Linked DNA regions of Mus musculus: all the other regions are linked to region 2. Evidence: chromatin contacts called from ENCODE Hi-C data. All regions are on one chromosome and are shown on one strand. The core of a region is the stretch at or near the end of the contact, and the rest is flanking DNA. Distances in the headings are between cores, read along the strand shown. Region 1 overlaps Xkr4 (X-linked Kx blood group related 4). Region 2 holds the start of Trpm8 (transient receptor potential cation channel, subfamily M, member 8). Region 3 has its middle 12 kb from the start of Gm34066. Region 4 holds the start of 1700039I01Rik (a long non-coding RNA gene). Region 5 overlaps Epb41l5 (erythrocyte membrane protein band 4.1 like 5). Region 6 holds the start of Aox3 (aldehyde oxidase 3). Region 7 overlaps Klf7 (Kruppel-like factor 7 (ubiquitous)).

Region 1 (4,087 bases), core at 700-3,199, about 85 Mb before region 2:
TATGTGAGCATATGGTTTCATTTATTTTGGGAAGATGCCTGGGAAAGGAATTGCTGGTCATGTGTTAAGTATATACTTAATTTTAATGAAATGACCATACTGCTTCCCAAGTGATCCTACTACAATATATTGACATCAACAAGGGATAAAAGTTCTGGATTATTACATTCATATCATCAAATGGTACTGCCAATATTTTTATATTGAAGTGATTTTGGTGGGTATGTGGCTTTAATTTGTATTTTACCACTTACTTAGATGTTGAGTATTGTTTCTTAACTGAGTATATAGACACTACATTTCACTTTCTAGGGAAGAGTACAGTCATTTGCTCATTTTTACTGAGTTGTGTTCAATGTTACTGAGCTGGAAGAGTTATTTAGCTCCTAATACAAGTCTTATTTTACAATACAGTTTCAAAGTACTTTATTGCAGCCTACAGCTTCAAATTTCATTTTCGTAAAGCCATCTTCTGAAAATGAGAAATTTATCATTTTTATGAAATTTAATTTCCAGTTATATTTTGTGGATCAGGCTTCTTGTGTCACATTCAATAAGAATTTGCCTAAATACTAAAGTTTTACCCCCTGCTTTGTAAAGTTTTCTAGTTTTGGATCTTATATTCAGGTTTTTGTTCTATTTAGAAATTATTGTCATGTCTGACATGAGCCAAAGGTCTAGGGTTGTTACTCTTTCTAAGGAATATTCCATATTCCTAGCAATTGTTGGAATGGTTCTCCTTTCCCCTGATTAGCCTTGTCCTTTGTCAAAAATACATTAATTGTGTGAGAGTTTATTTCTGGACTCTGAAGCTCTGCTGCCTCACCTGTGCTTGTTATGGTATAATTTTATTCTTCTGGTTTCTGTAGCTTTATAGTTAAGTTTTGAACTATGTACATTCACCAAATTTCTGTCTATTATTCAATTTTTGGCTCTTCTAAACTTTATGCTTTTCCATATAAACTTTTAGGATCAGTTGATCAGTGACTGAAAAGCAAAGCAAAACAAAACAAAACAAAACAACACGTTGGACAAATGTCATAGGATTGAATAAAATATACAAATAAATAGTCACATGAACAACACTGTTTTACAGTTTGTGAACATGGTAAATCCTGGGGTGTGTGTGTCTGTGTGTGTGTGTGTGTGTGTGTGTGTGTGTGTGTGTGTGTGTGTGAGTGTGTGTGTGTGTGTACTGGAGATGGGTTGTGGATCCTGGGCTGGGTATTATTTACTCACAAACATGCTCTCTCCCATACCTCTTTCTACTTTCTTCCTGAAACTTCCATTTCACTTATCTTGGTATGTTTCATATCTTCTCACATGTTTTTGAGGTTATTTTTGTTTAATGAATCTGTGTGTGTGTATGTGTGTATGTATTTTCAGCAGATATAATCTCTATTGATGTGTCGCTCTGCTCACTGCATTTGATATCATATCAAATGTGTTATCAAATATAAGCAAAGTCATCATATTGTTTACTGTACCTTTTAACTCTTCAATTATTATCTGACTCCTTTATATTTGTGTTTGGTTCAATTTTATTATCAAAACTCCCTATTGGTTAAGTCACAGTAATGGTATTTTTCTTCAGTTCTTTGTTAAATATATCATCTGGGTCTACTCCAAGTCATTGCTATGGCTATAGCTCCTTTTTTCTCTGGGTATTTGTTACCTGTTCCTGATTCCTTGGATGTTTAAGCAATTCTCCTTGAGAAAAGAAACCTTGGAAAATATATTGTGGCAATTCTGAATTCTGGTTTATTTTTCTGATTATGCTGTTGTTATATAAGTAACTTTCATACATTTAAACTATTCCATATTTCTAATTTTGGCGGTGGGGAGGAAAGGATTTATTTGACTTACAGGTTATAGCCCACCAGCTGGGAATCTAGACAGGATCTGAGGGTGGAAACCTAGGAATCAAAGCTGAAACCAAGGAGAAATGATACTTATTCGTCTGCTCTCTATGATTTGCTCAGTTTGTTCTTTTCATGATCCAGGGCCATCTGTGCAGAAAACGCAGCACCTACAATAGGCTGAGCTATCCCACATCATAGTGTATATAAAAAAACAATGGCATCTCTGGTGTTCAGTTCTACTGCAGAACAATTCATAATAGTTGAATATGGGGTCAGGATATGGATAGGTAAAAATTCAAAACACTATGAAATATTCTGGGAATAATGGATGAGAGCCTATGCAGAATCCTATTTGAAGAAAGCATGAGTACATGGAAATTATCTGAGTCCCTTCAGTCACTTACCATTGTACTTGCAGTTTTTGTTTCACATAGTTTTCAATAACCGTACTTATATATGTTAGTGGGATTCAGAATGATACTTGAAGAACATATTTGAAAACACTGTGTTCCTATACCCCATATGCCTCCCAATTTCAAGCCATCATTTTAAATTTTAACGTGATTTTAATAGCCTTCTCTGTGGTAGTTCTGTAGCATTCACAAATCATATCCAATCTCCCTTTACTTACATACGCATACAATTATTACTACTCTCTAATAATTACTGTGCTGCATTTATGTCAATTTTTTCTTTTAACTTTCATATGTAGTAGTTACTTGTCTATTTGTATATGACTTATTTCACTTAATATTCCATCCCTACATCTCTCCATGTTACTGTAAATGATAGGATTTCATTCTTATTTAGCACTGAAATAATAACCGCCTATATTACAACACATTGCTCCTTCTTTCTTTCTTTCTTTCTTTCTTTCTTTCTTTCTTTCTCTCTCTCTCTCTCTCTCTCTCTCTCTCTCTCTCTCTCTCTCTCTCTCTCTCTCTCTTTCTTTTTTTTTTTGACAGGGTTTCTCTGTATAGCCCTGGCTGTCCTGGAACCCACTTTGTAGACCAGGCTGGCCTCGAACTCAGAAATCCGCCTGCCTCTGCTTCCCGAGTACAAGGAGGCACCACACCCTGCTGCTCCATATTTCTTAGCTTTTTTTTTTTAACAGCTACTGGGTGGTCTGCATAGCTTAGTGATACACTTGGGGAGATTTTCTCAAACACTTCCATCTAGTAATGCTTCTTTCCACAGTTGAGTGGAATTGTAGGGGTGAAAAAAGACATTTCTGAGTTCTAGCACTCTCAGGTCTGGCTTTGACATTAGCTTCCTGACAGGCTGGCAGGTATATCTCCTGAAGGTCAGGACTGTGCAAAACTGTCAGGCAGCTATTTCAGGAGTGCCTCTCTTCTAGTACAGCCCTGGATGATTTTTGAATGGGAATAATCCCTATTAATCCCTATAGGCTCATATATTTAAACACCTAGTCATTGTTGGTGGCACTGTCTGTAAGGATCACGAACCCATTAGAAGGTAACAACATGCTAAAAAAAAGTATGTCACTGAAGAGAATGTGAGGGCTTGTGTTCTCTCTGCTTCCTCTGTGTGTATGAAAGTGTGATGCTCCAGCTTTCTGTTCCTGCCTTTGTGAAGTATCTTTTATGCCATGAATGGGCACTATCATCTGGATAGTATTCCCAAGTAAACCCTTTCTCCTGTAAGTTTCCTTTGGTCAAGGTATTTTATCACAGCAACAGGAAAGTGATTAATGCACTCTGTTTAATACATGTTGGTTGCACTGCTTGTCAACTGCACCTGCCGCCAAACCTCTAGGAAAGATGCAAGTCTTCCTTTGCTTTCTAATGGATTTGCTAGTACCAGTCACAAGCAACAGCATTTTTTGTTCATTTCCCAATTGAGATGCTAGTGCTACTGACTCCATGCCCAGTTTCAGGTGGGAAAACAACTAAGTCAGTCCTGAGTTGGGAGGACAGATGAGAAGGGCTCTGTGTAGAAAACCACAGACTTTCACTGGCCACATCTGAAGCTTTACAAAGTTTTCTTTCATGAAGGTATATCAACTTGTCAGTTTGTACTTAAAAAAAAAAAAAAGGACATGCAATTTGACTATCCTTTGACATTAGCTGGGGTGTAAGCTATATTGCTCATATAATTAAAAATATCGTCGAGCACCGGGGTGCCTTGCCAGCGGAGTCTCCCGACACCCGCAAGGGCCCACACAGGATTCCCCACGGGATCCTAAGACCTCTGGTGAGTGGAAC
Region 2 (3,905 bases), core at 345-2,844:
TTTGTCCCCCTTTCCATGCACCCTCCTGTCCCCACAGCCTTGCTCTTGGCCGTTGTTACAACATTTGTTATCTGACTTATGACTAGGGTGTTTGCACTAGAGACCTCAGGCTGATATCTTTTTTGCCCCTGTTTGCTTGAAGGGTTTTCTTTTTACACTGAAAACACCATCTATGGGAATTGCTACACGAATCCAGCCCTGCTTCCAGACCTTGCTCAGACATCTGTCTCTACAGAAGTCTTTCTTGATTTGCATTCTGCCTAATCTGAACTCCGTTGTGCTTATATTTCTCATGCCATCATCTTTATGTGTGCTTAGGTATGCATGTGGAGGCCAGAGGTTGATGCTTCTCAATTTCTCTGTACTTTATTTTATGATTATATATGCATATATGTGTCATGTCCACCTAGGTGCCTGCTAAGGCCAGAAAATGGAGTTAGAGCCCTGGGAGCTTGAGTTACAGGTGCTTGTGAGCTGCCTGATATGGGTCTTGGGAACTGACTTCTCGTTCTATGGAAGAGCAGCCAGCACTGTTAACCGCTGAGCCATCTCTCTAGCCCTACTCACCTTATTTTTTGAGATAGAGTCTCAGTGAACCTGGATCTTTACTGATTCAATTTGGCTAGATTGTCAGTAAGGTCCAAGGATTTTCCTGTTTCTTCCTCCCTAATGCTGGGATAGACACACACACACACACACACACACACACACACACACACACACACACACACCTGGCTTCTATGTGGCTGCTGGGGATCCAAGGCAAGCCCTTCTGCTTTCTTCAAGCAATGGATTGACTGAGCTATCTTTTCAGCCCATGTTATCAAATTTGAAATTACTCCCCCCTCTGTCTACATGTTGATAGCTTACACTCCACATGTGATCATAAACTGGAGACAGTAGCCAATACTTGAAGACCCCCAGTTAGGACAAAGAAATCATGTTGGTGGTGTGATTTAAAGCTGAAATCTATCCACTGGCCATTTGACCATCTCTTCTCACATCTTCTCTTCTTTTCTGGCCTAGACACAAAGGCAGTAAAGGGGACTTAGGTGGAAGTACCTGTAAATTTGCAAAGCTGGTCCACCTCAGCTTCAGGGACACACTCCTAAGCCCTGTGTAGGCAGCTCAGTGAACGAAAGATAGAGTTGGGAAATCTACAAATATGCAAAAGAGCAATGCTGGTTAAATCACTTCCATTTAAGAGTGTTTTTCTAATCGTAATTAAGGATTTTAATTCTTTAATTAATTTCACCATTTTTCATGATGAGCATTTCCCATCTCATTTGTGGTTTTTAAAATGTGCCCCTAACTGTAGAGATTAGGTTTTAGTGTGAATTAATTAATCTATTGGCGAGCAAGGGTGGAAATCAGGGATGCTAACCTTACTGGAATTTAATAATTACAATCTTAGCATTTCTGCATACTTAGGCACTGCATGGCTCTCTATTCAGTTGCTAAAATTGCTCTTGCATGGTGTGACTTTTTCTTTTTTTCTTTCTGTATTCCTTCTCTTCAAAGAAGCTTAGTGCAGGAGGTGGGGCTGGGCTGGGCTGTGTGTGACTATAAAGTCCTCCCTCCTCCAGTGAGCTAAGAGACAAGCAGGCTCTTTGAGGAGAGAGAAGCTCTTGGCTGATTGAGCAGCTCCACGGTATGTTCTCAGCTTTTGCTTTCTCCCCTCTGTAAGTGCTGCCCTTGCTGTGGCTTGTGCAGTTGATGTGATGAATTTGGTACCTCTGATCTGAGCATCATTTTCTGCCAAGATTTGAAACCCTTAGATCCTTTCAAGGGATGTGGGGCAATATGCTGCTTCGCAGATTACCTCTTCTCCGTTTGAGTTGGTTTATAAATGTAGGATTTTCTTCTAGAATTTCTGGGGAATGGTTTTAAAACATGATTGCATGTTCCCTTTCCTGATTGATAGATAGTGGAGTCCTCAAAATAGCTTTTCTAATGACTCCCCTATCTATCGAGACCCTGAATCAAGTAAGTTTTCTTAAGTCAACACTCTGGTGAGATAGAATTAACTCAAAAAGGGATGAAATCAGACAGCAAATTTTCTTTGCTAGCAAAAGGAGAATGGGCTTGTCTTGTCTTTACTTGCCGTGGCTGCCTGGATCTCTCGACTGATTGGAACGGGCATCTCGTGTTATTTAGAAGTCAATGAGAAAGCAGAGGGGCTGGGAGAATGATTAAAGGTTTCACTTCTAGTTCACTTTAAGGCTCGTGTGGACATTCGTGGTGTCGGGACTACAGAATATCTGGTGCCCTTTGCACGTGCTGTAGCCGTACTAACATGAGCGTTCCGCCTTCTCAGAATCCCGGGAGTGAAGAGAGGGCTGCATCAAGACTGTGACTTTGTAGTTATCATTCTCTAAAGTTTGGGATGAAGCTGTCCTCACCTAGGACTACATTCTTTGTATACTAATTGCTTCTTCTTTTGGCATCTGTGAAAGCAGCAGGTTTTTGGCAAATAGCACTTTTAAACTCTGTCTTTGGCCCATGCTTGTCCATGTCTTACCACTGCTCCTTAGAGCAGGGTCCTGGGGGACCAGTATTTATTATTATTATTATTATTATTATTATTATTGTGGTGGTGGTGGTGGTGGTGGTGATGATGGCAGTGGTGGTGGTTGTTTGTCTTGTTGACACAGAGTTTCTCTATGTAGTCCTGGCTGTCCCGGAGCTTGATACATAGAAAAGACTGACCTCAGATACACAGAGATCCTTCTGCTTCTGTCTCCCAAGTGCTGGGATCACAGGTATGGGCCCTATGCCCATGTGGGCACAATAATCTTAAACTTCCAGAAAATTTGCCATTTTGCTAGTTTTTAACCCACCTGTCAGACTTCTACCCTGTTGCAACTAGGACAACAGGAGAATGTCTTCAACAACAACAGCAACAGCAGCAAAAGTTTTAGTTCTTCTCCATGGTGAGTTACAGATGAGGGTCCAGGTGATCCCCTATAGCCCTGTGCACCTCTACCATGCTATTGCCAGAACAAGGATGGAGAGATGGATGTCTCTGAGTGGTGTCACATGTATTTGAAGTTTCTCAAGTGTCACCCTCCCCATTACAATGAATAATTGATGAGAAGGAAAAGAGGAGCAGGAACAGGATGGGGTTTGGTGCCAGGCTCTCTGGAGCATTTCCAGAGCACAAACCAGAGCCCCCTTCTGCTTGAAAAAGGCAGCATCTTTTTCATTTGTGTTTACTGTAAAGGGACACAACTGTCCATCTTTCTTGAAAATGGCATCTTAGGACTAGTTCAGTTGCTGAGAAAGTTAAGCTAAGAGCCAATCCTGAAGACATGCCAAATACTACTATTGTACAAAGACAATAACATCACTGATTCTCACGTGTGTCTGGTGCAGAGAATGTGAGAATATTCCATTGATAATGATGACTTATAGATTGCAAAAATTATTTATTAGCACTAGTAATAAAGACACAGGGGTGCTGGTGAGGTGGCTCAGTGAGTGAGGTTGACTTCATTCAAGCCTGAGGATGCGATTAATCCCCAGAACCCACATATTAGAAGGAGAGAACCAACTTGTGTAAATTGTCCTCTGATTTCCATATGCAAGCTACCCCTCCCCCTCCCCCCAACTTAAAAAAGGCACAATGGCCAGCCTCTACAAACAAAACATCTCCCTTCCTTCCTTCCTTCCTTCCTTCCTTCCTTCCTTCCTTCCTTCCTTCCTTCCTTCTTCCCCTCCCTCCCTTTCTTTCTTTCTTTCTCTCTTTCTTTTATATTCTTCTCTCATATATTTATTACCCTCAACCACACTTTCTCCTCCCTCCACGCCTCCTAGTTCCTCTTTCCCACCTTTCATTTCTTCCAAATTCACTTTTGCTCTGCTTCCCTTCAGAAAGGAGCTGGCTTGGCAGAGATATAGACCAA
Region 3 (3,942 bases), core at 759-3,258, about 34 Mb before region 2:
GTGCGAGTTCCTTTGTGATTGGGTTACCTCACTCAGGATGATGCCCTCCAGGTCCATCCATTTGCTTAGGAATTTCATAAATTCATCAATGGAGGAGCTAGAGAAAGTACTCAAGGAGCTAAAGGGAACTGCAACCCTATAGGTGGAACAACAATATGAACTAACCAGTACCCCGGAGCTCTTGTCTCTAGCTGCATATGTATCAAAAGATGGCCTAGTCAGCCATCACTGGAAAGAGAGGCCCTTTGGACTTGCAAACTTTATATGCCCCTTACAGGGGAACGCCAGGGCCAAAAAGGGGGAGTGGGTGGGTAGGGGATTGGGGAGGTGGGTAGGGGGGACTTTTGGGATAGCATTGGAAATGTAAACGAGGAAAATACCTAATAAAAAAAAAGAGAAAAAAAAAAAAAAGAATGAGAACGCAAAGTATTTCATATGAAGGGGTGAGGCTCTTTGTTAGGGGCAATGTATTTACAGAAGCTACGTGATGTGGTAGAAAGTACTAGAACTAAATTTGTCCAGGTTTAAAATTGGGCTGTCATGCAGCGCTGTTTCTGAAGTCATTATGGAGCAGAAGAGCAGAGGGCTGGAAGAAAAAAAGCTCCATTTAGAGCCTCTAGTGTATCAGACACATGTAGCAAGGTAAGTTAAGTCACCACACTGGGACTGTGAGTGGCTATTTCTAGCCTATAGATGAGGACAACTCAGAGGCTAAATGAGCTACACTGACTCAGCTCTATTCAGTAGGCAAGCCTGCCTGGCCTGGTGAATCATCTCCCAGGAACATAGTACTAAAGCAACAGAGCTAGATGTTATCTCTAAAAAGTTATAGAAAGGACAAATGGAAATCTTTTGGTAGAACATTGGAAACACTTTTCTCCCCCTCCCCTCCCAAGGCAAAAGGGATAATGAGTATGGTCAGAAAGGATTTCAGCAGAGAATGTGAAATCAACTAATACTATTACTGCCGCAAGCCTGCAGCTGAGGACACTTCCTTGGATAATCACAGGTAACCTAGTTTGGACCCCACTATAAGCAAATTGCTTAATTTCTCTGTGCCTATTTCCTTTCTTGTAAGCCACCCCTTTACACCCCTTTAGCTTTCTTTCCTCTTAAAAGTAAAATAAGAAGCCAAATGATTCTGGCATGAATCCTGGTACAAAGGGAACTCAAAAGACTATTCAAGAGAAAGGTACAGGAGAAACAAATCTGTATAGATCTCACAGTAGCCTAGGAGGGTTTATTAAAATAGCCCTCATCTTTTGGTTTTCTTACGATTTACTTCTCTTTCCTCAAAATTGAAGCACAGATTAAGGCTATCAGTGAGTAGTCTTTGGTACCAAAAGACCTTACTACATAACAGTCTCCTTTCTCCTTTTTTCCTTCTTCCTCTGCGTGTTTGCTTGTTTTTTTTTTTTTTTTTTTTTTGGGTAGCCCAGGGACCTTAAACTCTTGATGTTTCCTCTCCACCTCTGGGATTTCAGGTGTGTGTCACCACATCCCACTGAGTTGACTGCTTTTTACAAGTTAACTTAAAGCTGTAAAGTAGAGCAGCAGCAAGATGAAGAGACTCCAATCCCATTCTTGTATGTAAGGCCTTGGGGAGCCTAGATAATAGGGGCATTTTCTGGCTACACCAACAGAGATGCTAACCCTGTTTGCAATCTTTCCATGTCATAGAACCAGGACAGGTTCCAAGTCAAACCTAACCCTGACTGGCTTCACAGAGACTTCTCAATTTGAGCATCACAAGAGCGCCCCAAAGGCAGCTCACTTGTTTCCTTTCTGCCTCCCTGAACTAGCAGATGGCAACTGAGGTCCTGACAGTGTTGGCCTTCTCAGTGAAGATGCCAATCATTTGGTTCTTAGACATCACTAACAGCATGCAGGATGCAGAGAGGCAGCATCCCTACCTTATATAAAGAACTCTGGAATGTGATCAAGTGTCCATATGGCTTGGCTTCTTGAGCAGAAGAAACCAATGCCTAGAAAGAGTGTCACACAGCTCTTTTAATATACCTCTCCAGAACCATGTTTACATTGGAAAATGAATCCCAGACATTACATTCCAAATGACTGTAACATGGGAACACCAGTTCTTGAGGGGGTGGAGGCAGGAGGATCATTTATACAAACTGCCAGATCCATTGACAGTTGGCTCCTTTCATAGTGTAGAACAAAGAACAAACAAATTTCTCTTTGCATATTCAAGGTTTATCTTGGGTCTCCTTACAGCGCTCTCAGCAGAGAAGCCTGCAGAGGAAACTGACATCCATGTTGTTTGTTAGTAAGAGTTTCTGATCTAGAAACCTAATTTTTATCTTTACAATAACTAGATCCCTATCTTTCATCCCACATAAAATTCAAAATGGATCAAAGACCGTAATTTAAGACCTGAAACACCAAAACTGCCAGAAACTATCTCACACAGAGAAACCATTTCAAGATAGTTACTGGTAAAACCTTTCTGAGCAGAAATCCAATAGCATAGATCTGGCAAATGGGACTACATGAAACTATAAAGTTTCTCCCTGGCATAGCAACTATTGGCAGAGTAAACAGACCGTGCATAGAATGGGAGGAAATCTTTGGCAGTTATTCTTGAGACAGGGTGCTACTATCTAGTACACACAAAGAACTGAAAAAAAAAAAGTAACCACCAAACATTCAAAACAGAGCATCAATAAATGGGCCAATGACTTGAACAGAGTTCTAAAAAGAAGAAATATGGGACTGGAGAGATGGCTCAGAGGTTAAGAGCGCTGACTCCTTCTCTAGAGTTCAATTCTCAGCAACCACATGGTGGCTCACAACCATCTGTAACGGGATCTGATGTCCTCTTCTGGTGTGTCTGAAGACAGCAACAGTGTATTCACATAAAATAAATAAAATTTTTAAAACCTCCTATTAAAAAAATAAATATGAATGGCCAATAAATACTTTTAAAATTGTTCAATATCCTTGGCCAGCAGGAAAAGGCAAATCAAAACTACGTTGTGATTCTGTCTCGCCCTGGTCAAAATGGTTATCAAGAAGAAGACAAGCATACAACAAAGGTTGGGAAAGAGCTTTAAAAGGAAGCCTCCTACAAAGGAGGGGTGTGGTGGTATAAGTGAGAATGGCCCCCACAGACTCATGTTTGAATGTTTGGTCTCCAGTTTGTGAAACTGCTTGGGAAAAGTTAGGAAGGCTGACCTTGTTGGAGTAGGTGTGGTTTTTTTTAGGAGTGGCCTTTGAGGTTTCAGAAGCCCACACTAGGCCCAGTCTCTCTCTGCCTGTGGATCATGATGTAAAGCTCTTGACTACCAAGGCAGCATCATGCCTGTCTATTTTCTACCATGATCATTGACTAATCCCCTGAAACTGTACCAAATAAATGCTTGCTTTAATTAGAGTTGTCTTAGATATGGTGTCTCTTCATAGCAATAGAACAGTCACTAAGGCAAATAGGTACCAGGAATAAAGTATTGCTGTGACATCCCTGGCCATGCTGCTTGTTGGAAAAATATGGAAGGCTCTGGGACTCTGGACTAGAAAAGCAGTAGAATGCTTTAAGTGGGCTTAATAAACCATCCTAGTGTGAACATGGAAGACAGTGGTGGATACCCAGCTCACGGGGTTTCAGAGGGGAAGAATATTAGAGATCATTCTTGTGATTATTATGGCTAAAAATGTGGATGAATTTTGCCCTTATCTGAAAAATCTGCCAGTTGTTGAATTGAGTTTTAGGCTAATATCACTCACGACTGCCTATTATTGACCGTGTTTATGGTTGTTAGTGTTCACTCTAATATCACCGATAAGGGAAATTTCACTCACGACAGCTTACCATTGACTGACTATGCACATGGTTGTTAGTGTTCATTCTTATGCAGATTTACTGTGAAAAGTACAAGTGGGGCAAAGAGAAACATGAAATGCACAGTCTGACGAGAAATGGAG
Region 4 (3,959 bases), core at 380-2,879, about 25 Mb before region 2:
GAGACGAAGACCAAGATGCCTGAAGTCACATTAAGCTCGATCCCTACAGCGAGGTCCCTGGTGCAGTGTATGCATTGCAGCTCACAAACTAATTGTACCAGAGTATTCTTGCCAGCAACATAGTGGGTGTTAAGCTGGCGCTGCCAGATGTGGTGCTTCCAAGAGTTCTGAGGGGAGAGAACTGGGACACACAATTACTGCTGTAAGCCTCTGTGCAGAGTTACATCGTCAAGAGATCTCAGAGGTGATTTTGCCTTCGTTTCATTCACCAGATTGTTGTATCCATTCAGAAAATTGGAGAAACCGATTTACTTATTGAATTAGTAGTTTAGTATGGTAGATAGAGATAAAGGATGAAATTTGGGAATAGACAACTGCAGGTGAGACACAGGATGAGCCATGTGGAAGGGGACCACAGCTCCTATGCCCCGTCCCCAGATGAGGTTAGGATTTGGTGTGATTAGAGATCTAGGGTTAGCAGTCAATCTTTTACCCTAGTAACTGTGTTTTTTTTTTTGGGGGGGGGTGGTGTTCTTGGGCTAGGTACACTGCTGTGTTGATTGCCAGTCTCAATGAAGCCTGGACTCTTGGTGAGAGTATATGTGATAGACCTCTCCCCTCAAACACTTTGGGCTCCCATAGACCTCCAGCTTTTAGTTGGAACTCTTTGGGGAATGATATGTGTTTGGGGGACTCTAAACATCCCAGTCAACTTGTCTTGGAACTCTCCAAATGTCCTATCCCTTAGGGTTCTCATCTTGGACTCTTTTGGGGTACCGTGCACTACAGTTTTGTTGTACCAGTGACAGTTTTTATATCTTTGTCACGACTCTTACTCAGCTCAAGAAGAACTCAGCTCCCCGGTTTCCCAAGTTTGATGTACGCCGCAATTCCGACAAAAAAGAGAGAGGATACTCACATAGCGGCCATCAGCAGGAAGCGTGCTCCCACTAGCGGTGTCTTCTTGGTTAGAGCTGATGTCCACGGCACAGCACCAGAGCAGCAGGCAGATCGATCATCACTTAGTGGGGTCCAAACCACTCCATTACCGAGCCAATCTAATCATGTCCCCCAGACTCAGCTGAGCTATGGTAAAATATGAAAGTGACTGAGAAGGAGAAAGATCGTCTTCAAGATTTGATTGTAAGAATGCAGGTGGCTCAAGTCCCACAAGATCACACAGAGCGACCCAGGGTTTGAGAAGAGCAGGTGCTTGCAGGAACACTCTAGAATCTTCATTGTACGTCCTGTGGATTAAAAGGGCAAAACGAGGTAATAAGCAGGGCTGCCGTCTGGCCTTATTTTCTGCCAAGATTTTAAAGCACGGTAGTGCACACCAGTAATGTCGAAGTTAACAGGCTTGCTTCTTTCAAGGATAGTTCATAGCGTGGGGCACAGTCACACTGTGTGGTAGATGCTGAGAACTATCTTTTCTTGTAAATCTGAACCTCCGTGACCTGGAGCTCCCTTCCCATCCCCCAGTCCTTGGAAACCTTTCTCATCTATGAGTGGCCCTCCGCTCCTTTAGTGCTTCCCCGGGCGGGCGTCTTGTCCTGCCAGCAGCTGTGTCTGTCCTTTTGTGAGGTTCTTTGTTTGCAGGACCTGCCACACAGATGTCTGTAGTGGCTGCCTTGCTTACTGTCGGTGTGTTTCGGTCTCATCTCTCCACTATCCTGCACGACTTGCTGCTCCTATTTTTTGCGCAGTCTAATTTCCTTTGGTTGTGTTAAGGATTTGTACACATTTTAATTTGTACACACAACACACCCTGTGTGTAGGGCTTGGAGCGTAGTTTTTTGTTTTGTTTTTATTTTGCTGCAGCTTGGTCTTCAGTTCACGGTTTTCTTGAAAACCTTCCATCCTCTTGTCTTGGATGCTCTGGCTACAGCCGTTTGAAACCTTGCTGGAGCCTCAGTCTGCCCACAGTTCTTTACATACTTCAGTGAAGGCTTATTTAAATCCCCCCCCCTCTCTCTCTGTGTGTGTGGGGGGGCACTTTTTTCCACCTTTCCGTGAGTTCTGGGGAGCAAACTTAGGTTGTTAGGCTTCTACCAAGTGCTCTTACCTACACTACCATCTTTCCAGCCCTTCACAGAAAATTAAACAGCTATATAGTCGTTATTCCTTTTTAAATTTTTATTTTATTTTACAAATTATTGTGTGAATGCTTTTCCTGTATGTGTGTGTGTGTGTGTGTATAATGTGCACCATGTCCATGCCTGAGGCTCACAGATATTAGAAAATGGTGTCAGATCCCTGGAATTAGAGTTTGGAAGTCTAGCTGGCCGAAGTGGGCACATACTTTTAATCCCAGCACTCCAGAGGCAGAAGCAGGCAGACCTTAGAGTCTGAGGCTAGCGTGGTCTACAGAGCAAGTTCCAGGGCAACCTGGGCTACATTGAGAAACTCTGTGTTGTCTTAGAAAAATAAAAACAAAAACAAACAAACAAAAACACAAAATACCCCAAAACAAAACAAAAAGGATGGTTGTGAACAATCATTTGGGTGCTGGGAACTATGGGTCCTCTCCAAAAGCAGTTAGTGCTTTTAACACCATCTGTCCAGTCAGTCGTAATATTTTTTATTTTTTTATTTTTTATTTTTTTTTTAAAGATTTTTATTTATTATTATATGTAAGTACACTGTAGCTGTCTTCAGACACACCAGAAGACGGAGTCAGATCTTGTTACGGATGGTTGTGAGCCACCATGTGGTTGCTGGGATTTGAACTCTGGACCTTCGGAAGAGCAGTCGGGTGCTCTTACCCACTGAGCCATCTCACCAGCCCCGTAATATTTTTTAAAAAGAATTGTTTGTTATGTATATAAGTAGGCTGTCACTGTCTTTAGACACACTAGAAGAGGGCATCAGATCCCTTTACAGATGGTTGTGAACCACCATGTGGTTGCTGGGATTTGAACTCAGGACCTCTGGAAGAGCAGTCAGTGCTCTTAACTGCTGCACCATCTTTCTAGTTCCCCATATTGTTTTATGAACAGATTCCAGTGTCTTTCTAGGCTAAAAGTTGGAGGCACAATTAAGATCTTCAAATATCAGTAAGCCTTGAGTTCACAACTCAGTGTTACCATCACATAAGCCACATGCTCAGGTTTTCAGTACATAGATGCTAACACAAACTTGTTAGGAAAGCTGGACACTCAGGACCAAAGCTGTGAGGGAGCCCCAGGAGCACGAGCTGTTTTCCTCAGGAAATAGTTCATCAAATCACACAGGAAGGATACAATGTAAAACGTTCAGCACACTTCACTTGCAGAATTATGATTTGTACGCTTTTGTTCTATAAATATGTATTCTTGCACATTTGGTTTTGCCTGACCAACATTTTGTTTTGTTTTGTTTTGTTTTAGACTTTTATCCACCAGAAACCTCAATCTTCCTTATTTTTCTTTAGTCAGGCAGGAACAAAGGATGGATACAGACCTGGTGTCCCAACCAGAGGCTTTTTTTCTTGAAAGCCCCCAACTACAAGATAATCTCTCCTCCTCCCCTTTGTAGGTGTAGCACTGGGGATCAATAATAGTGGGCTTTGTGAATAATAAGCTAGGCTTACCACCCCATCTTAGCACGCCTGTCTGTCGTTGTTGTGTTTGTTTTTTCCAGACAAGGTTTCTCTGTATAGCCCTGGCTATCCAGGAGCCACTATTTTTTTCCCTCAAAAGTCTTTGGAATGGCTTATTTCTAGGCAGCTACAGTATATTTCCCCTCACACTGGACATTTGCCAAGCTCCTGATAGTATCAACTATTCCCTGCTGTGAGCCACAGCCTCCATTTCCAATTCTGACTGTCCCTGTTCCTAACCAGCTGCTTCCTGCTCTAAGGTCTCCTCATTAGGGTCAGAGGGACAAAGAGAAAGAAGGCGCCAAATAGACACCACAATCTTCATACCTATTGTCCCACGGTGATGCCATTCATTGCTGGCTGTGAGCTTATTCCCCAC
Region 5 (3,864 bases), core at 14-2,513, about 31 Mb after region 2:
CAAAAATATTTCATCTTACAAAGTTTAAAAACCATGCAAACCAATAAAAATTTATGGTAAAAATTTATGTACATAATAAAAGTAGTAAAAACAGTCCACACAGGAACCTGAATAAAGGATCTGGGATTGAAATAGTCCCATGCTTAAGAGTGTTACCGTACACAGACAAAGACCTGAGTTCAAATCCCTGAAACCCATATAACAATGCTGGGTGTGGTCATACAGGACGTGTAGTCCCAGCCCTATAGGTGACAGAGACACAAGGATCACTTGGGCTTGTTGGCTGCCAGGATAACACCAGACTCAGCGACAGACCCTGTCTCAAGGGAGGCAGTGATAGCATAGGATACTGAGGCTTCTCTTAGGCTTCTGCTGAGAGGCAAAGAAAGCCACAGAGGAAGAAATTTGGGGGGAAAACCCTGAAGTCGCCACAAAATGGAGCAATTTGGAAAATGCTGAATGTGCCAAGGTAGGACTCTGGGTCCCCTGCTGAAAGCAGACTGGAGCTCAGGGTACAGGGGAGACAGCACCCCTACAGCCCCAGCCCTGGAAGCCTTCTAAATGCTGCACAATGTCTCAACACAGACAACTGTAAAGACCATGAGAACATTTTATTACATTAGTGTGTGTGTGTGTGTGTGTGTGTGCACACGCGTGCTTGCACACATGTGTGGAGGCTAGGAGGACAAACTGTGGGAGTCTGCTCTCTCTTCCTACCAAGTGCGTCCAGGGATTAGGCTCAGGGTGCCATGCTTGGCAGCCAGTGCCTCTACTCACTGAGTCACTTCCCAGGACCCTAAAGAATTCATTATTTTTACTTTTACGTGTATTAGTATTATGCCTGCATATATGTTCACACATCATATGCATCCATGGTGCCACACAGGTCAGAAGAGAGTACAGTTATAGACGGTTATGAGCTGCCTTGTGGGTGCTGGGAATGAACCCAGGTCCTCTGTAAAGAATACATTGTTCTTAGGAAGCTAAGAACCCTACTTAGCCCTACTTTCCTCTGGTTTTTTTCATTTTCTTTTATGTCTTGGCTCTAGTCACATGAACTCTGTCAAATCACTAGCTGAATTCTAAACTAGGGCAGCAGGCATCAGAGACCACAGATAACAAAGACATCTCAAAGTGTTACTTTGAACAGTTACCAACTATTATATAACCACACAGCAGGCAGAACCAAGAAAGCCTAAGACTCAGCTTTGAGAATTACATCATCAAGTCCAAAATGTCCACTTTTCAAATTAAATGTGACAAACTGTGACTCACTCACAAGAAGAAAGACTGTAGCAGAAGCTCCGAAAGCACAGAGAACTTCAGTGGCCGAAGGGCTCAACTGGGTCAAATTCTCTCAGAAAACAAGAACTGCATGAGACCAGAACAGTGTGACAACAGACAAAAATGAACCAAATGGAAACTTAGAGCCAGAAAAAAAGTATGGCTTTTTAGTTAAAAATTTTCTACATCTTTTCAACAGCAGATTTACAAGGCAGAAAAATCAATGTGCTTACACAGAGCAACAGAGTTTATGCAACATCGAATGCAGAAGCCAAACAAGGAAAGCAGAGTGAGTTGAGTCTCGGAGAAGGGCCAGAAGGCCTGCCTGAATAAACACCAGCTGAAAATGGCTAGGAAAGAGACACACATGAGCTCAAGAACTCTGTGAGGTAACCTCAAGAGAGATCTATGCCATCTGTGTTAACTATTCAGTACTGAAAGCCAGGCCACACAGAGACTCTTGAGAAATGATCCCTCCCACCCAATGGATCCTCATAAGGACAGGTCAGTTTTTTCATCAGAAAACCTCTACCTGTAACCCCAGCAACTGACAGATAGGAGCAGGTCACGGGAGCCTGGGTTACAGGGCAGTGACAAAACATTCCTGGGTATCTATCTGCCTCTTGATGCAGACCCAGCTCAACTCCTTCCCAATCCTCTCGCAGCCTTCCCTGCTAGTCATCTCCACTCCTTTGTGTTAGCCACCAGTATCTAGAAAGACTTTCTACCAAGGACCCACAGTGGCCATACAAGGCTGGGGCTCAGGTAGGTGATTTTCATTATCCATCCTTCCTTCCTCCATGATCTTGCTACTCTTACCTCAGCTCTGAGGCAGCCGGCTTACAGGTGCCTCCTTTCTCATTCCAACTCCATCTACTGAACACTCGGACTCTTGAAGCAGCCCCAAGGTCTTCCTAGCCCTTCCACCTGTCTCTCCAGAGATTCTTTGTCTTCCTGCGGCCAACTTTAGGGAGCCCTTCCTCCCCTCACACTTCTACTCCCTGGGTAACCTGCCTTTTGGTGAGGACCGGATCACCCTATCTCTTCCCACAGCTCCTCTCAGCTATTTCTCCAAGCTCATCTCTATTCCTCTTTGCCAACCACTGACTGGCAGAACTCTCTACCTAGGATCGTGAGAGGTTATACCTCCTAAAACAGCAATCAAAGAATGGATCCCCATCCAAAGACAACCAGAGGCCAATGCTTAGAAGCACTTCAATCATAATTACAGATGTCTAGACCTCACTGCAGAACAAACACGCACAGCCAGGACAACATTCCTCTACCAAGACCTACTGTAGCCCTGAGACATGCAACACAGCTGAGACACAAGACAAGAACGTCAAAGCAGCCAGGTGACTATGCTCAAGGACCTTAAAGAGGATACTAATAAATCCACTAATGAAAACAAGAGGAAACAGAGGAATGAAATAAAGAAAACAGTTTAAAACATGAAAATAGAAGTAGAATCACTAAAGAAACCCACGCTGAAAAAAAAACACCTGGAAATAAAAAATGTACGCTGTCAAACAAAGTTAGAGTTAAGCCTCACTAGCAGAGTAAAGATATGGAAAGAGACAGCAACACCTTGATAGCAAGATAGAGGAAATGGCTAACTCTGTCACAGAAGAGGTTCAAAACAAAGACCAGGCACAAAACAATCCAGAAATCTGGGATTCTATGAAAAAACCAAATCTACAAATAGGGAATGTGGAAGGAAGAGAAACCCAGGTTAAAGACACAGTAAACATTTTCAACAAAATCATAGAAGAAAATGTCTCCAATCTAAAGAATGTAGTGCCTAACAAGATATAAGAAGCTGTCTTAGAGTTCTATTGCTGTGAAGAGACTATGGCCACAGCAATTCTTATAAAGGACAACACTGAATTAGGGCTGGCTTACAGTTTCAGAAGTTCAGTCCATTACTCTCATGGCTGGAAGCATGGCAGCCTGCAGGCAGACATGGTGCTAGTGAAGGAGCTAAGAGTTCTACATCTGGATCAGCAGGCAGTAGGAAGTGACTGAGCTTTTGGACCTCAAAGCCCACCCTCTAGTGACAGATTTTCTCTAACAAGGCCACTCCCTATGGGCCAAGCATTCAAACAGATGAGTCTATAGGGGGGGGGGGGTGTAAAAAGAACACCAAACAGACTGGGCCAGGTAAGACATTCCCAATGACACATAATAACCAAAATAGTGAAACACTGAAACATAAAACAAAGAAAGGATATTTAAAGGTTCAGAAAAAAAGACAAAGTAGCCTTTACAGGCAGGCCCAAAGCACCTGACTTCTCATTGAAGACTGAAAGCCAGAGGTCTGGGATGAATGTTCTACAAACATTATCTAATGCCAGCTTAGACTCCTACCCATCACAACTATCAATAACCACAGACTGAGAAAGAAAAACATCCCATAAATAAAGCCAAATTTAAGCAGTATCTATTTAGCAACTAAACTCTACAGAAGGAACTAGAGGGAAAAATTCAATCTGAAGAGATTAACCACACCTAAGAAGACACAAGGAATAAATAATCCCAGAACTGGGATTATTAAAGAGGGAGAATAACCCACACCATAAA
Region 6 (4,313 bases), core at 20-2,519, about 30 Mb before region 2:
TCTGTATTCTAATTTTAAAATAAAAGTTAGCAGAATAAAATCCAGAAGCAAACAAGCAAACAAACAAAACCTGCTTAAAATAAAAGTAAGGAGAGAGAGGAATGAGGGAGCTGGGTAGGTGGACAGGTTGGCTCTAAATATGCAAAAATAGAGCTCAATTTCCACTGCATCATATTTTTAACACACTCTCTCTCTCTCTCTCTCTCTGTGTGTGTGTGTGTGTGTCTGTGTGTGTCTGTGTCTGTGTCTGTGTCTGTGTCTGTGTCTGTGTCTGTGTCTGTGTCTGTGTCTGTGTCTGTGTCTGTGTCTGTGTCTGTCTCTGTCTCTGTCTCTGTCTCTGTCTCTGTCTCTGTCTCTGTGTCTGTGTCTGTGTGCTCACCTGGGCACTCAATGCCCAGAGAGAGCAGAAATGTTCATACCCCTGGAGCTGGAGTTACAGAAAGTCTGTGTTGCCCAACAAAGTAGCCAGTGCTCTTATCTACTGAGCCCTCTCCTGCCCTGTAGAATATTTATAACTGGAAATCTGAGAACAATTCACAATGTAAATGACTGTCAGGCATGTTTGGTAGTAACATTCCCAGTGCCTCTACTGTGCAGCTGCTGCTTTAAGCTCTTTCCCTGCATGGGCTCCTTTAATCCCCACATCAATCTTCCCCTGAGGAAGATGTTTTTGTTGTTGTTGTTGTTGTTTTGTTTTGTTTTGTTTTTTCCAACTCCTAGGTAAATCCACTGAGGTACAGACAGCCAAAGTAACTTGGGAGAAAGAAAAAGGAAAACAATTTTGAAATCATGTGAATGGTTTAATTTCACCTTTTAGAAATTAACAAAAATATTGTTGAGAAAGTAACAAAAATCCATGTGGGCATTTATGTGTGTTCATAAATGCCATCTAACCCTGCAACAGCATGCGTGAATCTGGTTGCTAAATGTTGGCACAGAGAAATTCTACTTTGTTGCTTCTCATACTTGTATCATTTCTTAGAGCATTCTTTGTATAGTTTAACGGCAAAAATAGCAAGCAAATACACTTAGTGTGAAGACATAGATCTGAGAGCAGTGAAGAGCAGCCCATCGGCATCCCTTCCACGTCACCGATAACAGCGCCTTCTTGTTGGAAAACGCCCTCTAGTGGCTAGCGCCTGGGGCGTGGAGAAGTGAGTCCGGAGCTGGTGCTGGGCCAGGTTTTAAGGAAAGAGGGAATTGGAAGCAGGAGGAAGGTTGGGAGCGATGATGGGCAGGGCTGGGTGGGAGGAGTCCTCAGGCAAAGCCACAGAGCAGATTTAAATCCTGTAGGGCAATTCGGTCTCCTGCAGAGCACAGCAGTTCATCTGAGAGGTGGACTTAGACACATTAGGTACAGTTGCACAGAGTGTGGACGACTATCCTCAAGTAATGTCTCCTTCTAAGGAGTCAGATGAGCTTATTTTCTTTGTGAATGGAAAAAAGGTAAGTTCTCTACACTGTAATTAATAAATGTACATAAGAAACTCTGGTAGAAGCGATCTGTCATTAGCATTGCCAAAATGAAGGGCTGTGTGGGGTCGGGGAGTTGTTGCTCAAATGATCTAGCGATCTGCTATGCTTCTTGGGGAACAAGGGAGGGGGGGAAGAGAGAGAGAATCTATAATGTTTTGGGACTAGTAGGGAGAAAGTGTGCAGCTATGTGTCTCCAAACCAAGCCTTGTCTCATTTGAATGCACCTAAGCACTGGGCACTGGCTTCCTTGCAAGAGAATCTTCTAACTCTTCCTCAATACCTCTTCCAGCTCTGACTCAAACTTCTGTGCCACCCAACTTCTGCTTTCACATGTATGCACAGATCCAGAGTCCAAGGTCTTTAGGTTATTTACAAATGCTTTTAAACCCTTGGGTCAGGAAGAATGGAAGAGAAAAACCTACTGGAAGGCCAGGTGAACTGTTAATTTACATGTTAACACCTTACTCCTTTAAGATTGGATTCATGCCTGTAATGCCAGAATTGGAGGGGGGTTGAGGCCAACTTAGTCTCAGAGTGAGCTTCAGGACATCAAGGGCTATGCAATGAGACTCTTGTCTCATAAGTAAATAAGTAAGCAAGCAAATAAACAAATGAAGGGTCTTGTCTCACTTAAGAAATGAAGCCTTTTCTTCTTTGTCTTGAGCTCTTGAGACCTAGACAAGACCTAAAATGACTGCGGTACTGTCTGCATATATGCTGGACGTTCTTGACGATTGTGTATGATGTGAAGGTCCACAGCCTGTTCTCAGCACTGTTGGCACAGGGAAAAGGGCAGTCAGAGTTTAAGCTGAGCTTGTGGTATTGTGTGGGGTGTGCGTGAGGTGTGTGTTTTGTATGCTGTGCTGTGAAGGCTCAGGGTGATTGTGCAACGTGGCCAAGATCTCTTGGCTAACAAATACTGGGGAGAACTTGGCTTTCATCTCTGGGTTCCTTTCTTTGCTCTGTGATCCCTTCCTGGGGGAGGTGACCATTCGTCTAAGACACTAATGCTAAAGGGAGAGGTGGGGCTTTCCTGAGTGTTTTCCTAGGGCTGCTGAAGGAATGCTGTTTGTCTGCTGCTGTCAGAGCTCCTGTTTATTTAACTTTTCAAAACTGGATGGAGAACACAGACCAAAAAACAAAACAAAACAAAACAAAAATATTTTGGTGGTAGTGATAAGAATTAAAACTCTTAGTTTAATTCTCTGTCTTCTACTATAAGGTAGGGATGCACGAATTGTTTAAGTATATGGCTCTTCAACTTTTTATTAGTCTCTTGAACCCATATTGTGCTAGAATTCAAAGGTTTGTTAAATCTCTGTTGCTCCTCTAAAACAAAGCCAGACATTTCCCTGTCAAAGTATAGCCAAGTACAATATAGCATTATATAATTTCATAATTGCAAAGAGGGATGGGTGTTTAATCAAGTCAGGCAATCAAGGTCAACAAATATGTTCTAAATCCTTCTTGCTATTCAGAAACCAACACGGCAACTTCCTCAACTTATACGGTCACTTCCTCTCTCCAGGTCACCGAGAGGAATGCAGACCCTGAGGTTAATTTATTGTTCTACTTGAGAAAAGTCAGTATCCTTTTGCTTGTTTGAGAAAACAAACCAGCTTTGCAGCTCTGGGAACTAAGGAGCTTCGCTCGCATTCACAGAGCTGTTTCCACCGCATTTTACCGAGAATCAAGAGTGTTTTACTTGTGCATAGGAGCAGTGTGGCATGAGGTCACTTGCCTTGTAAATGGGACTGGACTTGAGAGTACTGACAAATTTAAGCAAGTTCAAGGATCGCCCGGGGATATGAAGAGTCACCTGGGGACACTGACCAGAATCTGAAGTTCAGGAGCAGGAAGAGGTGTAAAAGAACATGCGCAAGTGTGAGAACCAGAGTCTGGGTTCCCAGAAATCACACAAGGCCTGGCATGGCAGTGCACATCTGCTAATCTAATACTCGTCCAGCAAGATGGGAGATAAATGGACTCGAGTCTCTGAAAGTTCATGGGCTAGCCTGTGCTAGCCTGGGGTTAGCAGCACAGCAGAGAACAGGAGACTCTGTTTGAAGACAAGGTAAAGGGTTAACACTGATGCAATCCTCTGACCTCAATATACATACCAAGTACACACACACACACACACACACACACTATACAGAGAAAAATTTAAGAATATGGATTTCTCTAGCCCTGCTTCCAAGAACCCAAAATTATTCTGAAAAAAAAAATCGTATTTGGCTAGTCTGTCTTCTAGAGGTGAATTTGACTGGTTCCCAAATTTCAATTTCTAGGTGAGTATAGGCACCCCTCTCCATGACCCCAAGCAATAAATAAGAGAATCCAAGCAGAAATATTTTGACATACTTTGATGAGGTTTGCTTTGAGTTTGTGTGCTTTAATAGCCAAGAAATTTTTAAAAGTGTCCTTAGAAATCAAGTGTCATGCAAGCACACACGTTAGTGTGTGTATGTGTGTGTGTGTATGTATGTATGTATATGTATTCATGAGTGTGTGCATGCACATGTGCATGTGTGTACATGTATGTGCAATATATTCTTTCCATTTTGGTAGTTCATGGTCACACTGCTAGCTAGATATGCTGTTGCCTCCAGGATCTGGCCTTCCCTTAACTACCCAGTCCTGTGATTCAGATACAACAGAAAGCATGACATAGAAGACAGGCAAAGAAATGTAAACTAACGGGCACTCTCACAGGCAACAGTGGTCAGTGCCCAGAGAAATCACTGTAGAGGAAAACCCTCTCAAAGGTGAGGGTGGAAAACAGCCGAAAGGACCGTGCCAACCTGTGTGTTTACGTCGTATGTTCTATTCTTCAT
Region 7 (4,236 bases), core at 1,310-3,809, about 24 Mb before region 2:
TAACTGCAGTCACAATATGATCAGCCATCTTGCCTGCCTGCTGCCATCTTGCCTCTTGTGGTGAGAGGCTATCCCTGAAACTAGCAACCATGGTAAACTCTTTCCTCCTTAAACTGTCAGGTGTTTAGTCATAGCAACAAGGCCAGCAGGTACTGTCAGCACTTCATACCCACTTGAGGGACAGCTGAGGAACAAACAGAGGAAGCAAGGCAACTGTTGCCTTGAATGAAAACCCACAGGCCAGGAGAGCAGCGTCCCACTGTGATTCTGCCCATGGGAGAATCGCATAGCCTACACTGTCAGTTTACCTTTCTAGACCTCAGTTTCCCCCCCCACCCCCCCGTGTGATGCTTTTTGCCCTTTTTACTCCACAGGGACAGTGATTAATTCCTATTGTTTTAACAAACTGCAATAGCCTCAAACACGCCTCCTCTTAATCCTAAAGACGAAGATGGCAATGATCATAATGACAGTAGCTAGCTTTGCTATTTCCTCGTTCCGAGTCCCAGGTGCCTAAAGAGAAGTATATGTAAGGTGGCCCTAACTCCTTAACAATTTTTAAAGGTATTTTCCTTGTCCACCTGTATTCAAACTATGTTAAGGATAGATTATGAAGAAAATCTTACTTCCCCTTGTCATTAGAGCACGAAAGTTAAAAACTGAGACCTGAGCACTGTTTCTTGATTCGATTCCTTGCGCAATCATCTGTGAGCTGTGTGATGCTGAGAAAATGATCTGACCTCTCTGAAGATTTCATTTCTTCCTATGTAAATCAAGACAATACTCATTTAACATGGGAACTGAAAGGATCAGGATCGCATTTATAAAAGGTGCGTGTGAACAAGGCCTGGCGCACAATGGTACTTTTAAGGTGTCTGTTGAACAAGTAAACAAACAAATTATGTTCAAGTTTTAAAGAACTTTCACTATGTGTAATTTATGTATATTATATGTATATTAAAATTACTTCTGTTTATCTCCCAAACATCCACACTTGTCCCTTTGTTTGAAATATCTATCACCTCTTGACTTCAATTAAAACTGCCCCAAAGCAGACTGAAGTGTTAAAGCCAACTTCACTCTTGTGCTCCCTTAGCTGCAAAGCATCCTGTTACACCCCTCAATGCAAAACCTATCTCCTTCTGTATATCAAATACCTCCCCTCCATTCCAGCACTCCCATCCCACAGAAAGAATTCTCCAAGGAGCACCCAAGAGAGCGGGGCCCCTTCATATCTGCCAATGAGTGACCCAGAAACCAAGATTTATTTGCTGATCTCTGTGTTGACTTTGTCTACACAAGTCCACTCTGAACACTCTGAACTCGGACATGCCTTTCTGTGAATCTCCAAACAAGAAATGCCGTCTCATGCACACAGAACTCGTCCGCCAAAGTTGTTTCTTCTGAGAAGTGACCAGGGAGAAATGGGAAAAACCACTTTGTCTCTGTGCATAAGACTACTCACATCTTACAGATTGTGTGATGATGAAAATGAACATTCTGGGGTGATTTTCTTAAACACTGGGAGTAAAGGTCCCTGGTATTCAAATGTAAGGGTAATTCAGCTAGTTGTAGACGGGATAGGGAAAACTATGACCACAAAGAGTCAATAACTGAGAAAGACTATCACATATATCAGAAAAGGGAGTGTCAAAGGCGTACAATGTCATGACTGCTGAAAAGCTGAATTAACTAGGCGCCATCATGCACACATACCTCCCTCTTCCAAGATCCTTCTAAATGTCCCTGTCACCCCATTCCCTGTCTCAACTTCTTGCCCCTCAACCCTGGATCCCATCTCTAACTTCTCCTCCTTTAGAAAACAGCATTTAGGCCCAATTTACCAACTTGAACATCATCTGTTACAAAAAACAACCCCCCCCAAAATAAAACAAAAAACCCCACACATCTCATTGCTTGATATGCTTTGGGCCAAAAACTTTGCAGAATTCAGCATTTTCAAAAACAGCCAAAGAAGAAGAAGAAAAAAAGAAGAGTGAGTGTTTTTCCAGCCCACTAAATCTCATCTATATAAAGACTAAATGAATAACATTTTAAAAAAATTCCTGAATGTGAGCAAATCCACATCACCAACAATGTATTGTCTTTATGTGGAGAAGACAGAGGCTCACAGGTTTTATTTTATTTCATTTCATTTGGCAATTATGTCTCCTCTGCAACATATTACCATATAATTATATAACTATATGTATATATGTATGTATATATGTGTATATATACATATATACACACATTCACACACATATTTATATAAATATGAACTCTAGAGAACAAGAGGCCAGTATCTCTCCTTTCTCTGGGATATTTTCCTTAAGGTCTTTTTCTATCCCCAAACACCATAAAAATAAGATATATTTCCACTGACTTGGAGTGAATCTTATCCTTGAATAGTTCGCCTGGATCCATTCACAGGCCATTTTTAAACTTCATTTCGATGTTTGGCTGGCGCTCTCCCCTCTACACTCCTTCTATCAGCAAGCAGACTCTCCCACCCCAGATCCCACTGCCGTCTACCCATGCCCTTAAGCTTTCTGCAGCCCATTCCCTTTATATGTAGGCACTTAATCTGATTTTACCCTTCATGCTTTTTTCATTACTTAGTTCATCCACAGCACATAAATTAGCGCCTTTGTTTTCAGTTCCCCATGTGCCCCATTCACACCAATTCCAAATAAATACTTGATTCCCATCCATTTAATCCAAATTAATTCATATTCCCTCTCCCATCCTCCATCTCTACTCCTGCCCCACTTCTCATGCATTTCTCTTTCTTACAGCACTGGCTCCTCTTCTTTTACCATGCTTGTCTTCCAGGACAGTGGAGATGTAGAAGACTCTTGTAGGATGGATAGTGACTGCTTCTCTTGCTATCTCAGGAGAGCCTTGTTCTACATCTCTGCCAATTTCCATAGGCTAGAGCCTGCAAGGTCAGTTTAACTCTGCACCCTGGCATCCACAAGCATCATCCTTCCCCAGAGACACATCAGCCACTGGAGTAAGATAAGAAAACTCACTTGACTACGAACGTACTTCTTCTAAATGCTTGGGTGCAGTAACGTCAGAGACATTGTATTTTCTGGTCTTGCAGTAACCATGATGAAGCATAAGACTCAGTTCAAACACAAATTACTTTTGTCTCATGAACACCTTACATACATAGCCTGAAAGCAATATTTTATAATATTTTTTGATTTGCCTGCATTTTGACTGTTCTTTGTGTAAACAGTCAGGTGTGGAACTGTCTACTTGTGGTGTCAAATGGGGATCTCAAATAAGCTTGCAGAGGGCCAGCTGAGATGGCTGCTAGGTCAGTGTTTACCATGGAAACATGAGGATCTGCGTTCTGATCTTCAGCAAGTACATAAAAGAATGGATGAGGTGATTCTGAATGGTAGTCGGCCATCCTCAGATGGTGCCTTGTCCTCATGAGAGACCTTCCTCCAGCAGCAGGCTGGAGAGGATGCAGAGACACACAGCTAATAATTATGAGGAGAGAATCTAAATCAGAGGTCTCCATGGGCTCCATTCTCTCAAAGCTCGGGGAACTCAGAGAAATGGGGGGAGGAAAAATTACAAAGGTCAGAGGGGATGGAAGACCCCAAAGTCTTACTTTCCATGATTCAGTAGGAACATGGCCCACTGAATCAACTAAAGAGGGCTCATATGGACTTACAGAGACTGCATGGGTCTGCATCAGGCCCTCTGCATATAAATTATGGCTGTTAGCTTGGTGCTTCTATGGGACTCCTAACAGTGGGAGTCGGGGTATCTCTGATTCTTTTGCCTGCTCTTGGAATTCTTTTCCTCCTATTGGTTTGCCTTGTACAGTCTCCATATGGAGGGTTTTTCCTTGTCTTATTGTACCTTGTCTTGTTGTGTTTAGTTGTTGTCTCCAAGAGGCCTGCTCCTTTCTGAAAGGAAATGGTGGGGGGGGGGCAGATTTAGGGGAGGAAGAGGTGGAAGGAGAGTTGGAAGGAATGGAAATTTAGGATGTACTGTATGAGAAAAGAGTCTATGTTCAATAAGTAAGTAGATAAATAAATAAGGAAGGAAGTAGGTAAATAAGTAAATAATGAATAGGTAAATGAATGGATGGATAGATGAATAAATAAATACATAAATGCCAACTATGGCAGAGTATGTCTATAATCCTAAAGCTGGAGAAGTGGAGCCAGGAGGATCCTAAACACTCACTGTGCCAGAGAGCCTAGCCAA

Evidence for each region. A loop is a pair of places that touch in the nucleus more often than their neighbours do.
Region 1: a loop to region 2 is called in a map of regulatory T cell, with 5 times the contacts of the local background. The contact joins the enhancer-like site here to the promoter of Trpm8 in region 2. A Hi-C loop is called at or near these places in 5 of 37 maps with a recorded cell type or tissue (T-helper 1 cell, T-helper 17 cell, T-helper 2 cell and 1 more).
Region 3: a loop to region 2 is called in a map of T-helper 2 cell, with 13 times the contacts of the local background. The contact joins the enhancer-like site here to the promoter of Trpm8 in region 2. A Hi-C loop is called at or near these places in 3 of 37 maps with a recorded cell type or tissue (T-helper 17 cell, T-helper 2 cell and regulatory T cell).
Region 4: a map of T-helper 17 cell shows a loop between it and region 2 (32-fold over the local background). The contact joins the promoter of 1700039I01Rik here to the promoter of Trpm8 in region 2. A Hi-C loop is called at or near these places in 3 of 37 maps with a recorded cell type or tissue (T-helper 17 cell and regulatory T cell).
Region 5: a map of T-helper 2 cell shows a loop between it and region 2 (7-fold over the local background). The contact joins the enhancer-like site here to the promoter of Trpm8 in region 2. A Hi-C loop is called at or near these places in 2 of 37 maps with a recorded cell type or tissue (T-helper 17 cell and T-helper 2 cell).
Region 6: a map of T-helper 2 cell shows a loop between it and region 2 (126-fold over the local background). The contact joins the promoter of Aox3 here to the promoter of Trpm8 in region 2. A Hi-C loop is called at or near these places in 5 of 37 maps with a recorded cell type or tissue (T-helper 1 cell, T-helper 17 cell, T-helper 2 cell and 1 more).
Region 7: a loop to region 2 is called in a map of T-helper 1 cell, with 20 times the contacts of the local background. The contact joins the enhancer-like site here to the promoter of Trpm8 in region 2. A Hi-C loop is called at or near these places in 5 of 37 maps with a recorded cell type or tissue (T-helper 1 cell, T-helper 17 cell, T-helper 2 cell and 1 more).

What each region holds. Positions count from the first base shown.
Region 1 is chr1:3,297,788-3,301,874 of GRCm38, forward strand. All of the region lies in intron 2 of Xkr4 (X-linked Kx blood group related 4), which reads right to left. Among named protein-coding and RNA genes, the nearest start is that of Gm26206, 200 kb to the left of the region's middle. Within about 2 kb of position 1,950, at least 1 of the 3 ENCODE cell types and tissues checked has a DNase peak (open chromatin) inside an H3K27ac peak, as active enhancers do.
Region 2 is chr1:88,305,141-88,309,045 of GRCm38, forward strand. It overlaps Trpm8 (transient receptor potential cation channel, subfamily M, member 8), which reads left to right and starts at 1,595. Exons shown (of 27, transcript NM_134252.4): 1 at 1,595-1,651; 2 at 2,670-2,762.
Region 3 is chr1:54,466,841-54,470,782 of GRCm38, forward strand. No RefSeq gene overlaps it. Among named protein-coding and RNA genes, the nearest start is that of Gm34066, 12 kb to the left of the region's middle. Within about 2 kb of position 2,009, at least 1 of the 3 ENCODE cell types and tissues checked has a DNase peak (open chromatin) inside an H3K27ac peak, as active enhancers do.
Region 4 is chr1:63,251,567-63,255,525 of GRCm38, forward strand. 1700039I01Rik (a long non-coding RNA gene) reads right to left here and starts at 1,630. Exons shown (of 3, transcript XR_373460.3): 1 at 920-1,630. It also overlaps a transcript of Zdbf2 not described here.
Region 5 is chr1:119,556,571-119,560,434 of GRCm38, forward strand. All of the region lies in intron 20 of Epb41l5 (erythrocyte membrane protein band 4.1 like 5), which reads right to left. Among named protein-coding and RNA genes, the nearest start is that of 3830432H09Rik, 22 kb to the left of the region's middle. Within about 2 kb of position 1,264, at least 1 of the 3 ENCODE cell types and tissues checked has a DNase peak (open chromatin) inside an H3K27ac peak, as active enhancers do.
Region 6 is chr1:58,111,867-58,116,179 of GRCm38, forward strand. It overlaps Aox3 (aldehyde oxidase 3), which reads left to right and starts at 1,270. Exons shown (of 35, transcript NM_023617.2): 1 at 1,270-1,446; 2 at 3,005-3,062. The coding sequence starts at 1,393.
Region 7 is chr1:64,071,686-64,075,921 of GRCm38, forward strand. All of the region lies in intron 2 of Klf7 (Kruppel-like factor 7 (ubiquitous)), which reads right to left. Among named protein-coding and RNA genes, the nearest start is that of Gm13748, 5.5 kb to the right of the region's middle. Within about 2 kb of position 2,560, at least 1 of the 3 ENCODE cell types and tissues checked has a DNase peak (open chromatin) inside an H3K27ac peak, as active enhancers do.